2 separate regions of the Mus musculus genome follow, and region 1 is linked to region 2. Evidence: chromatin loops called from intact Hi-C (ENCODE). Cell type or tissue: heart. All regions are shown on one strand. Links, peaks and the distances in the headings refer to the core of each region. The heading gives the core; the rest is flanking DNA. Region 1 overlaps Gm29536 (predicted gene 29536). Region 2 overlaps Gm38631 (a long non-coding RNA gene).

Region 1 (5,380 bases), core at 304-5,303, 170 kb after region 2:
CATAGTGACCACAGGGTGAGCCCTGTTATCTGGCTGTGTGTGGTCAGATCCTGGCGTAGCTACATAGTGGTTACCTAGTTTGTTTGTTTGTTTGTTTGTTTGTTTGTTTTTTTGAAAAAATTTTATTGGATATTTTCTTTATTTACATTTCACATGTTATCCCCTTTTCAGGTCTCCCCTTTGGAAACCCCCTATCTCATTCTCCCTCCATTTGTACTCTTTGGTTGGTGGTCCAGTCCCTGGGAGCACTGGGGGGGGGGTCTGGCTGGCTGCCCTCCTCAGCTCCTTTAGACCCTTCTCCAACTCCTCCATCGAGGACCCTGCACTGAGTGCAATGGTTGGCTATGAGCTTCTGCCTCTATATTTGTCAGGCTCTGGCACAGCCTCTCAGGAGACAGCCATATCAGGCTCCTGTCAGCAAGTACTTCCCAGCATCCACAATAGCATCTGGGTTTGATGACTGTATATGGGATGGATCTCCAGGTGGGGCTGTCTCTGGATGGCCTTTCTTTTAGTCTCTACTCTACACTTTGTCTCCATATTTCTTCCTGTGAGTATTTTGTTCCCCCTTCTAACAAGCATGGAAGCATCCACATTTTGGTCTTCCTTCTTGAGCTTCATAGGGTCTGTGAATTGTATCTTGGGTATTCCAAATTTTTGGGCTAATATCCACTTATCAGTGAATGCATATCATGCATGTTCTTTTGTGACTGGGTTATCTCAGGATGATATTTTCAAGTTCCATCCATTTGTCTGTGCATTTCATGAAGTCATTATTTTTAATAGCTGTGTAGTATTCCATTGTGTAAATGTACTACATTTTCTGTATCCATTCCTCTGTTGAGGGACATCTGTGTTGTTTCCAGCTTCTGGCTATTATAAATATGGCTGCTATGAACATAGTAGAACATGCATCCTTATTACATGTTGGAAAACCTTCTGGGTATATGCTCAGGAGTGGTATAGCTGGATTTTTGACAGGTTAAATTTGACAAGACATGTCACATACTATGTAGCAAGTTAAAAATCCCAAGCCTCAATCAACAAAAGGTTCTTGAAAATTCTGACAATAAATGGCATGATTTCATGGGGGCTATTGGAAGGAAACAATAAGCAGTTGAGAATTTTAGAAATGGTTGAAATGCTAGGACAGATTAGTGGAAGTTTCAATAGGAAGCCCCATAGATATCAGTTTCTTCCCTTATTACTCATCTGGCTCTCATAGCTAAGCTCTTCAGTTAGAATTGCTAGTGTCTGAGCTGTTTCCATCTCTATGGAGTGGGGTACAGATACTGTCATTTTAGAATCAGAGGTTAGAGAAATATTCTTTTTATCCTTCTCTTTGTCTATTTGCCCTCCTTCAACTCCCCAAACAAACAACCAACCAAAAAGAAACAAGCAACAAAAGTACTAAGAGAAAACAATACCAACTTTTACCAAGAGAGAAAAACAAACAAACTGAAACGATATCAGTGGTAAGTCTTGGAAAGTTTAATCTGAGTAAAGATATGTTTCTGTTTCTAGTGCTACACTTAAGTACAGGAAGGTGGATGTTGCACCCACTTGGGTCTTCCTTCTTTACCTGACCATCTTCTCCAATTTAGCTAGTCACAAATACTTATTTCCTTACAGGTATTTTTATTTGCATTTATTTTTTATTAGATACTTTCTTTATTTACATTTCAAATGCTATCCCCTTTACTAGTTTCCCCTCTGAGAAAATCCCCTATCTCTTCCTCGCTCCCCCTGCTCACCAACACACCCACTCCTGCTTCCTGGCCCTGGCATTCCCCCATGCTGGGGCATAGAACCTTCATAGGACCAAGGGCCTCTCTTCCCATTGAGGACTGACTAGGCCACCCTCAGCTACATATGCAGCTGGAGCCATGAGTCTCTGTGTGTTTTCTTTGGTGGTTTAGTCCCAGGGAGCTCTGGGGGGTACTGGTTAGTTCATATTGTTCTTCATATATATATATATATCAAGAAGTTGGACTCCAGAAAACCAAATAACCCTATTAAGAAATTGGAAACAGAGCTAAACAAAGAATTCTCAACTGAGGAATCCCGAAGGGCTGAGAAGCTCCTTACCGGTATTGAGTTTAACTGTATGTTGGGGAGAGTGGTGGCTAAGACCGATGCAACTTCTGACTCAAGGGACATGAATTCCAGGAAAATAACATAGAAGTTCATGTGATGTGGCCAGAGAGAGAGAGAGAGAGAGAGAGAGAGAGAGAGAGAGAGAGAGGAGAGAGGAGAGAGAGAGAGAGAGAGAGAGAGAGAGAGAAGAGAGAGAAGAGAGAGGAGAGGAGAGAGAGAGAAGAGAGAGAGAGAGAGGAGAGGAGAGGAGAGGGAGAGAGAGAGGAGAGGAGAGAGAGAGAGACAAGAGAAGGTAGAAGAGGGAAAATATGGGATGGGATTGATGTAAATACATATTTATATACGCCATTTTCAGAAGCATAATCAAAATAATTGTAAAAGTAGAATCTTTTGAGTCTACATCTTCAAGGTACCCTGGATTTGGAGTGTGTATTGAGTTTATTGTGTGTCTTCCCCTTGGTACCTTGGTTACTCTTGCAAGTAAAACCATTTTCTAAAATATTCACCTTAGCTTTCTTCTCTGCATTTTGACTTTTGAACAGGCCTGTTTGGGTTTCTTAACAAGGTAATGAGAGCTGCCAAAACTTTTGCTTTTGAAATTTAATGAGATCCTGCAATGGTGGTGAGCTTAGCAGGCTGGTGAGTCACATTTAAAACATGGAGATAGTTCTACTTCCTTCCTAGAGCTTCCTGTGAAAGTTGGGATCCCTGTGTGAACTTACTTTTATAGGTCTGCACAGTGTCAGAGGAAAGAGGCCCAAAGGGAGACAAAATTTGTAGAAGGAAAAACACCATGGAGATTTAAAAAAAAAAAAAAGACAGAGAAAGAAAACAAGGCTTAAGACACTTGAAATGAAGGAACGGGTCACAGCGTCCAGAAGAGTCCTGGCTGAAGACCAGAACACACTCGGGGTTAGCACAGCCCAAAATACATAGAAACAGAGTTGGGGTTTGAGAAATGGCTCATGGGAGAATTGATGGCTGTGAAAAGCCCCCCTTTGATTTCAGATAGGAACGGGAGTTAAAATAGCCCGTTAATCGTCCAGGGAATTCCCATCCTCAAGGGTTTTAACTCACTGAGGACGGATCACAGCCACAGAGAACCTGCTTCGCACCAGGCCCTGTGCTCATAGAAAGAGAGGGAAGAGTTGCTGACCTAGGGAACGTGGACTTCATTGCAGAAATGGGTATCCTAACAGGGAATTCTCCTCCACAGTGAGATGAGGAAGCCTGACACACAAGACTTTGGGGGTGGTCTAGAGCATGCCACATAGAGAGAGGCATTCACTGGGACTTATGGAACACCGTGCCATTTTTCCAAAGGACAGATTTGTCATGGCTTCATATCAATAGCTTCCTATTTTTACTATGAAATCCTTTAAGAGAGAAAGATGGGTCAGGGGCTTCATGTTTCTGCTGCTTTTGCAGAAGCCCAGAGTTTGCTTACCAGCACACACATCAGGTAGCTCACCACTGCCTGTAACTTCATGGTGTCCAACCTCATCAGACACCCAGATACACATGCACACACACACATAAGTAAAATATAAATGAGAAAGAAAGTATTTTTAAAAATTAGAATGAAGATTCCCACAAAACAACACAAGTATTATTGAAACGTTCAACACTGAATAGTCAAAACCGTTGTCATGCCCTGATTCCACCCTTGACAAAAAGCAGTGGTCAAGCCTTTGGACATTGCACATGATTCATTCAGACAACACATATTGGATTCCCCGAGCACTGCATTTTCCCCAGATGATCGTTAATTCTTGTAATGATTACATTTTTCAGTATCTTCTTATGCTGGTTGTCCCTCCCCTTTCTCCCTCTCTCTCCCTTCCTTCCTTCCTTCCTTCCTTCCTTCCTTCCTTCCTTCCTTCCTTCTTGTCAACTTGACAGAAGCCGGGGCCATCTGGAAAGAACTTCTATTGCAAAACTGCCTCCATCCGTTTACCTCTAGGCAAGACTGTGGGGACATTTTCTTGATTAATGATTCTTGTGGGAGGGTCTAGGCCACCCCTGAACTGGTAGATGGGCATGGGGCAATAGGAGGCAGAGAAAGAGACAGGTTGGGGATGGGAGATATGGTATATAAGAAAGCAAGCTGACAAGCCCTGAGGAGCAAACAATAAGAATTCCTCTATGGCCTCTGCTTCAATTCCTGCCTCCAGGTTCCTGCCTAGCTCCTGCAGTGACTTCTGTTTCTGACCGGCAATTAATTGTAAGTTGAAACAAACCCTTTCTTCCACAAGTTTCCTTGGTCACGGTGTTTGTCACAGTAATAAACAAAGACAGCTTTGTAATGGTCTTGTCATAATTCTTTCCAGCTGACAAGTAGTTAAGATTACTCTTGTTAGGGGACGCATGCTTTGGTTTTCCTATTTGTTTGTTTTGATAGAGTCTCACACAGCTGAAGCTGGTCTCAAACTCTTTCTGTGGGTAAGGCTGGCCTTGAACTCCCAGTCCTCTTGCTACCATTGTCTAAGTGCTGAGATTCTAGGCATGCACAATCACAACCAGCTGTTATGAACTGTGGATTTCTTCTCTCCACAGTTGGTAGTCACACCAGGTTCTCAGCATTCCCATAGGGCTATTTCGGGGTAGCTTATGAATCAATGTTGGGTGTGTTAACTCTTTATCAGGTGCCATTATTCATTCCCCAAGAGGATGGCACTTGCATCAATTACAAAATGTGTTGTTGATAACTTGGGTCTCATTCTATTCTCAGGAACTCAAAGTGGCGGAGGGACTCTTCCTTAGGTCAAAGATGGCATGAACTATGCTCTTTTCCTGGCTGGAGTAATTTTCCTTTATGAAAATTGGTTAGCCGTACACAATAGTTTTGGGAATAAGGGTCTTTCGATTTTCTGAAAGTGTCTCTGTTCTGAGAAATACTCAAAAATGATTGAATTTCTTGACTATCCTCTTTCACAACACTTTAAACAACTTAAGAATTTGGGGATTTTCTTTACTGTGTTCTTATTATAGAAGAGTTCCTATTCATAGTCCTCCATCCTTTTACTTAAGCCAAAATAAAAGACAGGGAAGGAAAAGAGAGCCTCCCACACTGCAGATAGAGTGTGCTGCATGGTGATTTATCAGCCGTGCAGGCTCTTGTTCATTTTGCATTACACCATGTTAGACGGACTATAGCTGCAACCCCATTAGAATTCTTGTCAACCGCACTCCAATATACAGTAGTAATAAAAAGCTAGTAACTTGCTATTCTCACACAGCTTCAAAAGGATTCTCACTGTCTACCAGAGCACCTGACATCTGT
Region 2 (5,380 bases), core at 57-5,056:
CAATCGGATGGAGACAATTGAAGTTTCCTCTTCCCAAGTGTGCCAAGCGGACAGCAAAGACTACCCATCACAAAGCATGACTGTGTGTAGCTTTCTGCTGTTCTGTCCTTCCTACTCCCTCTCTCTGCCTGCGTGTTTGTCTATAAACTCTTTATCCATTCTCTCTCCATCTTTCACCTGTCTGCCCCCTTCTGTTTTGCTGCTATTCTCTATTCTCTCAGTTTCCCTGTTGGAGCAATACAGCACTCTGACCAAAGTAACTTAAGGACAAAATCTCTTTCATCTCACAGGCTCATATAGCCCACCATGGTGTGGATGCCCTGGCAGCAGGAGATTGAAGCAGTTGGTTGTATGAAGAGTTACAAGGAGTCATGCTCAATGGAGTCTCTCCAGTTTCTACAATCAGGATTGCCAGCCCAGAGAATGGTGCCACCCACAGGTAAGATGGGCCATCCTATCCCATATCAGTGAACATAAGACAATCCTCCACAGGTATGCCTATAGGCCAACTTCCAGGTGAGTTAAGACAATATCAAGTTGATAATTAACACCAATCTTCATACCAGTTTATCTATTTGATCTATGGGTTTGCTTTTTATTGTGGTAATACTGCCTTTCTTCTTCTTCTTCTTCTTCTTCTTCTTCTTCTTCTTCTTCTTCTTCTTCTTCTTCTTCTTCTTCTTCTTCTTCTTCTTCTTCTTCTTCTTCTTCTTTTTTCTTCTTCTTCTTCTTCTTTTTCTTCTTCTTCCTCCTCCTCCTCTTCCTCCTCCTCCTTTCCTTCCTCCTCTTCCTCCTCTTTCTCCTTCTCCTCCTCTTCCTCCCCCCCCCCCCCTCCAAGACATGGTTTCTCTGTGTAGCCCTGGCTGTCCTGGAACTTGCTCTGTACACCAGGCTAATCTCAAAGACAGAGATTCACCTCCTGCCTCTACCTCCTGAGTGCTGGGATTAAAACCACACACAATCACTGCCCAGATAACCATCATACACACCACATTGTGTATATTCAGTCCCTTGGTGATAGGCGTTGGAGTGTCTGTACCTTTGACAGTGTAGATGCCTGCTTGAGTTCCTGCCTTCACTTTGAGGCAAGCACCCAGAAGCAGGATTTGGGGTCACATGGGAATTCTGTGCTGAGTTTTCTGAGGAGTTGCAGAACTGCTTATCACAGCTCACCATATCATTTCACAGGGCGGGACATGGCACCCAGGGAGGCTGAACCCAAGGTTGGATAGCTGGGTGCTGAAGAGAGCTGGGTTGTGCTTCCCCCAGTTTTCCATTACAGTGGACTTTCCTCCTTCTCCTTCTGATGGTGATTTGGATATTCCCTCTTGAAGATGAAATCTTTTTATTTAAATTTTTTTATTATGTATTTTCCTCATTTACATTTCCAATGCTATCCCAAAAGTCCCCCATACCCCCCCCCCCCCATCCCCTACCCACCCACTCCCACTTCTTGGCCCTGGCATTCCCCTGTACTGGGGCATATAAAGTTTGCAAGTACAATGGGCCTCTCTTTCCACTGATGGCTGGCTAGGCCATCTTCTGATACATATGCAGCTAGAGACATGAGCTCTGGGGGGTACTGGTTAGTTCATAATGTTGTTCCACCTATAGGGTTGCAGTTCCCTTTAGCTCCTTGGGTACTTTCTCTAGCTCCTCCATTGGGGGCCCTGTGATCCATTCAATAGCTGACTGTGAGCATCCACTTCTGTGTTTGCTAGGCCCCGGCATAGTCTCACAAGAGACAGATATATCAGGGTCCTTTCAGCAAAATCTTGCTAGTGTATGCAATGGTGTCTGCGTTTGGAGGCTGATTATGGGATGGATCCCCGGATATGGTAGTCTCTAGATGGTCCATCCTTTTGTCTCAGCTCCAAACTTTGTCTCTGTAACTCCTTCCATGGGTGTTTTGTTCCCAATTCTAAGAAGGGGCAAAGTGCCCACACTTTGGTCTTCGTTCTTCTTGAGTTTCTTGTGCTTTGTATCTTGTATCTTGGGTATTCTAAGTTTCTGGGCTAATATCCACTTATCAGTGAGTACATATCATGTGAGTTCTTCTGTGATTGGGTTACCTCACTCAGGATGATGCCCTCCAGGTCCATCCATTTGCCTAGGAATTTCATAAATTCATTCTTTTTAATAGCTGAGTAGTACTCCATTGTGTAAATGTACCACATTTTCTGTATCCATGAAGACGAAATCTTAACACTCTATGCTCTACTTCATTTCTTCTATAGATACTGCAAAAGCAGGCAGTTTCCAAAATCTTGACTAACACGATTCCTTCCCATAAGTAAGACATGGGGGTCATTTCAAGAGGTTTGTCTCATGACAACACGCCACATCATTTGGTCTTCAGCCTTTTCCCAGCCTCTTTTGATGGCTGTTGTCAAGACAGGCTAAGCTGAGGTGGCTCAGCTACGTCCTGGATCCTTTCCCCTCAGTACTCTGTGTTGTCACATACAGCTAGCTAGGCGGAGCCAAAGGTATTTCGTATGCCTGTGAAGTTGAATTTAGACGCCTCTCCCGCCTCACCTGCCGCCCTGTGTCACAGACCTGACCCTTCAATCTGCTTCAACATCTTGCCTTCTAAAGGAACCGCCTTTCACCTCTGCCCTCTAAACAAGGACCCGCTGCTGGTCTTGATACAGAATGACTGAAACAACTCTCTCCTAAGAGTTTATACCTAGCACCTGGCTTCTGATTTTGGAATGAAAGATATATGTTAGGACGTCCCAAGCTGGCGCATCAGGCTTGATTTTGGAGGGCCGCCAGCCTCCCCCACATTGCTCCTGGAGTCTTGCCCCACGCCCCCCGCAGGGTTTCCGAATTTAGGGGTAGCTGGGAGGATGGAGTCCTGCTTGTTGGGCCAGGAGGAAATTCATTTTCCATGTGAGTGAAAATCAGTAACTTAAAACAGTTCTAGCCAAGGGACGTTTGGAAACCGAGGCCTGGCCAGAGGATGAGGTGGGGTGCTTTTTGGGGTTGGGGAAGAGACTTCAATAAGCAGGTATTTCTCAAGCGCATGCGTGAAAGCAGGAAATCTTCTTCGTAGTTGTAATTCCATAGGTGTCCACTGGATGGCGGAGGAACCCCGCTCATGGCGTCTCAGCGCAGCACAGCCTCGGGTCTGGAAGAAGCTGGATTGGTTTGATGAAGCCTTTACAGTCTTCACAAGATAGCTGGCGTTTAGAGCATTCTGCATGAATATACAATGAAAAGTCGAAGTCCTAACAAACTAAATGAAATGTGTAGGAAACCCCAAGGACTCTTTCTGGCTTGTACAAGAGATCAGTGACAGATAGGGTGTTGAAAACGGGGTGTGCGTGTTAACTCCTGTACAAAGGCAGTTTTCAGGTCTAACTCGTGGTTTAATTGTTCATCACACTGGACGTTTTCTATGATGTGCACTAAGCTGTGTGTAGTGACAACGGTAATAAAATCATCCCCTGTCTTTGAAGAGCTTGCATCCATCCTACAGGGACTCTGATCACAGCTTAGATAAGATAAATAACCTGTGTGTCAGATGGCAACAAATATCATGGGGGCATCAGGTGGGAGTGGAGGGATGTTCCTTTCAATCCATGGTCCCAGAAGACCTCCTGGGAAAGATGACATTTCATTAAGACCTGACGGTTTGATGAGCAAGCCCTGAAAACCTTAGGGGAGAGACTTCCTGTGAGGGTACAGTAATGTAGCAACCCTGAGAAGGGACCAAGGAGGCCAGGCTGGCTGCCGGGCAGAGTGGGGCTAGAGAGCAGGATATGAGTCAGAGAGAGGCTGGGGCGAAAAGGAGGATTTTTCAAAATGATTTTTTTCTTAGTATATATTAATTGTACATTATGACAGGTTTCACCATGCCAGTCTCTACTTATACATAATATTTTTGTCTATATTTACAGTTCCCTTCAACTCCTGATAATAATAATTTTCATCTTCTTAATTACTTCCTGCTTTTACTTTCATACTTACATTGACTTAATTTCAGGTGTTTGCAGTTATTTATTACAGTGTCTGCCCCACTGAAGAATGCATTTTTTTTTTTTTTTTTGAGAGAAGCAGGACTTTAAAGCAGAAGGATGAAATCAAACCTTGTAGGAGAGAGGGTTATGGCCAGCACCCTACCAAAACAGCCCTCAGCCATGTTAGCACTCTACCAAAACAGTAACGAGCCAGCACCCAGCCAGGCCAGCACACAGCCAGACTAGCACCCAGCCAGACCAGCACCCAGCCAGTCCAGCATACAGCCAGACCAGCACCCATCCAGGTTAGCACACACTCAGACTAGCACCCAGCCAAGGCCAACACCCAGCCAGGCCAGCACCCAGCCAGACTAGCACTCAGTCAGGCTTTCTTAGCCTTTTTGCAGCCCATGCTTGGGATTGTTTGCTGTTCAGGGGACAAAAGGCATACCAGCTTCCTGCCTGGCCTCCTTCCATCCACTAGGTGCTAGTGGCACTGCTGAGCTGGGCTTTGAAGGTTGGTACAATATTGATGGGAAATAGCGAGAGTTGGGGAGAATCAGCCGGGAAACGAGCTGGCATTTGACAGATGCCTCTGTGTGGAGACCAATGTCCCTTTTTGGCATCACGGAAACCGTTTTTATCATTTCCTTTGGCCTAGGTGCAGTTTCCATGACTTTTGCCTTACAGCAGATGGAGGGTTGGAGCCGGAGACTAAGCTATTTTTTTTTTTTTTTATTTTTTAGGGAGTTTTAAGCAGGACAATACGTGTTATACAACTTAAAAAAAAAAAAAAGAAAACAAGATTAGAAAAGAAAAACTTCTCCCTTGCCCCCCTCACCTCTCCCACCTACTGGCCCCTGGCATCTTCCCAAGATGAGAAATGAGAAACTTGTATTTCTCCTGGCTTCCAGATGAGAGACCAGATTATTTTTCTACCACTGGAATATAAAATTAATTTATTGCCTCGGTTAAATTTGATTAAAAAAAAAAACCTCAGCTTCTCTTACACACACACACACACACACACACACACACACACACACACACGCAGACACACATACACACACACGATTGTGATTTTTTTTTAAAAACAGCTACTCCACAGACCTAGCATCAGGTTTCAGGGAGCATTCACTGTAGTGTTTATTTGCAGTAATTCTTTTCCTGGATACTTCCCAGTTATTTCCAGAGGACAAACTCACGCTGTGTGTATAAGGATCTCGACAACAACAACCAACTCCATGGCTGGAAGGGATCTAATGTATTCATCTTTGGGAGGGAAGAGGTTCAGAGGCTGTTTGAGAAACTGATAAGGCTTTCTCAGGGGGTGCTGTGAGGCAGCGGGACAGGGAGACCCTTGGGTAAGCAGAAGGTCTGGCTACCCACCTTTCTTTCTCTGCTTGGCTCTGTGCTAC

The links. A loop is a pair of places that touch in the nucleus more often than their neighbours do. Peaks named below come from ENCODE experiments on the same cell type or tissue, not always from the same donor. Only the 100,000 strongest peaks of a DNase experiment are listed, where the experiment ranks them.
Region 1: it touches region 2 in a loop (2.9-fold over the local background); 2 of 42 quality-filtered maps call a loop at or near these places.

What each region holds. Positions count from the first base shown.
Region 1 is chr1:78,886,356-78,891,735 of GRCm38, forward strand. All of the region lies in intron 3 of Gm29536 (predicted gene 29536), which reads right to left. Among named protein-coding and RNA genes, the nearest start is that of Kcne4, 72 kb to the left of the region's middle. In heart, for the core only: no CTCF peak of the experiment used is centred there; a DNase peak (open chromatin) is centred at 3,086.
Region 2 is chr1:78,721,570-78,726,949 of GRCm38, forward strand. Gm38631 (a long non-coding RNA gene) reads left to right here. Exons shown (of 4, transcript XR_865568.1): 2 at 1-439. Gm33693 (a long non-coding RNA gene) reads right to left here. Exons shown (of 5, transcript XR_865566.2): 4 at 5,352-5,380; 5 at 5,090-5,234. Among named protein-coding and RNA genes, the nearest start is that of Gm38631, 4.3 kb to the left of the region's middle. In heart, for the core only: CTCF peaks have their summits at 3,079 (motif pointing right) and 4,458; DNase peaks (open chromatin) are centred at 3,062 and 4,462; H3K27ac peaks cover 324 bases.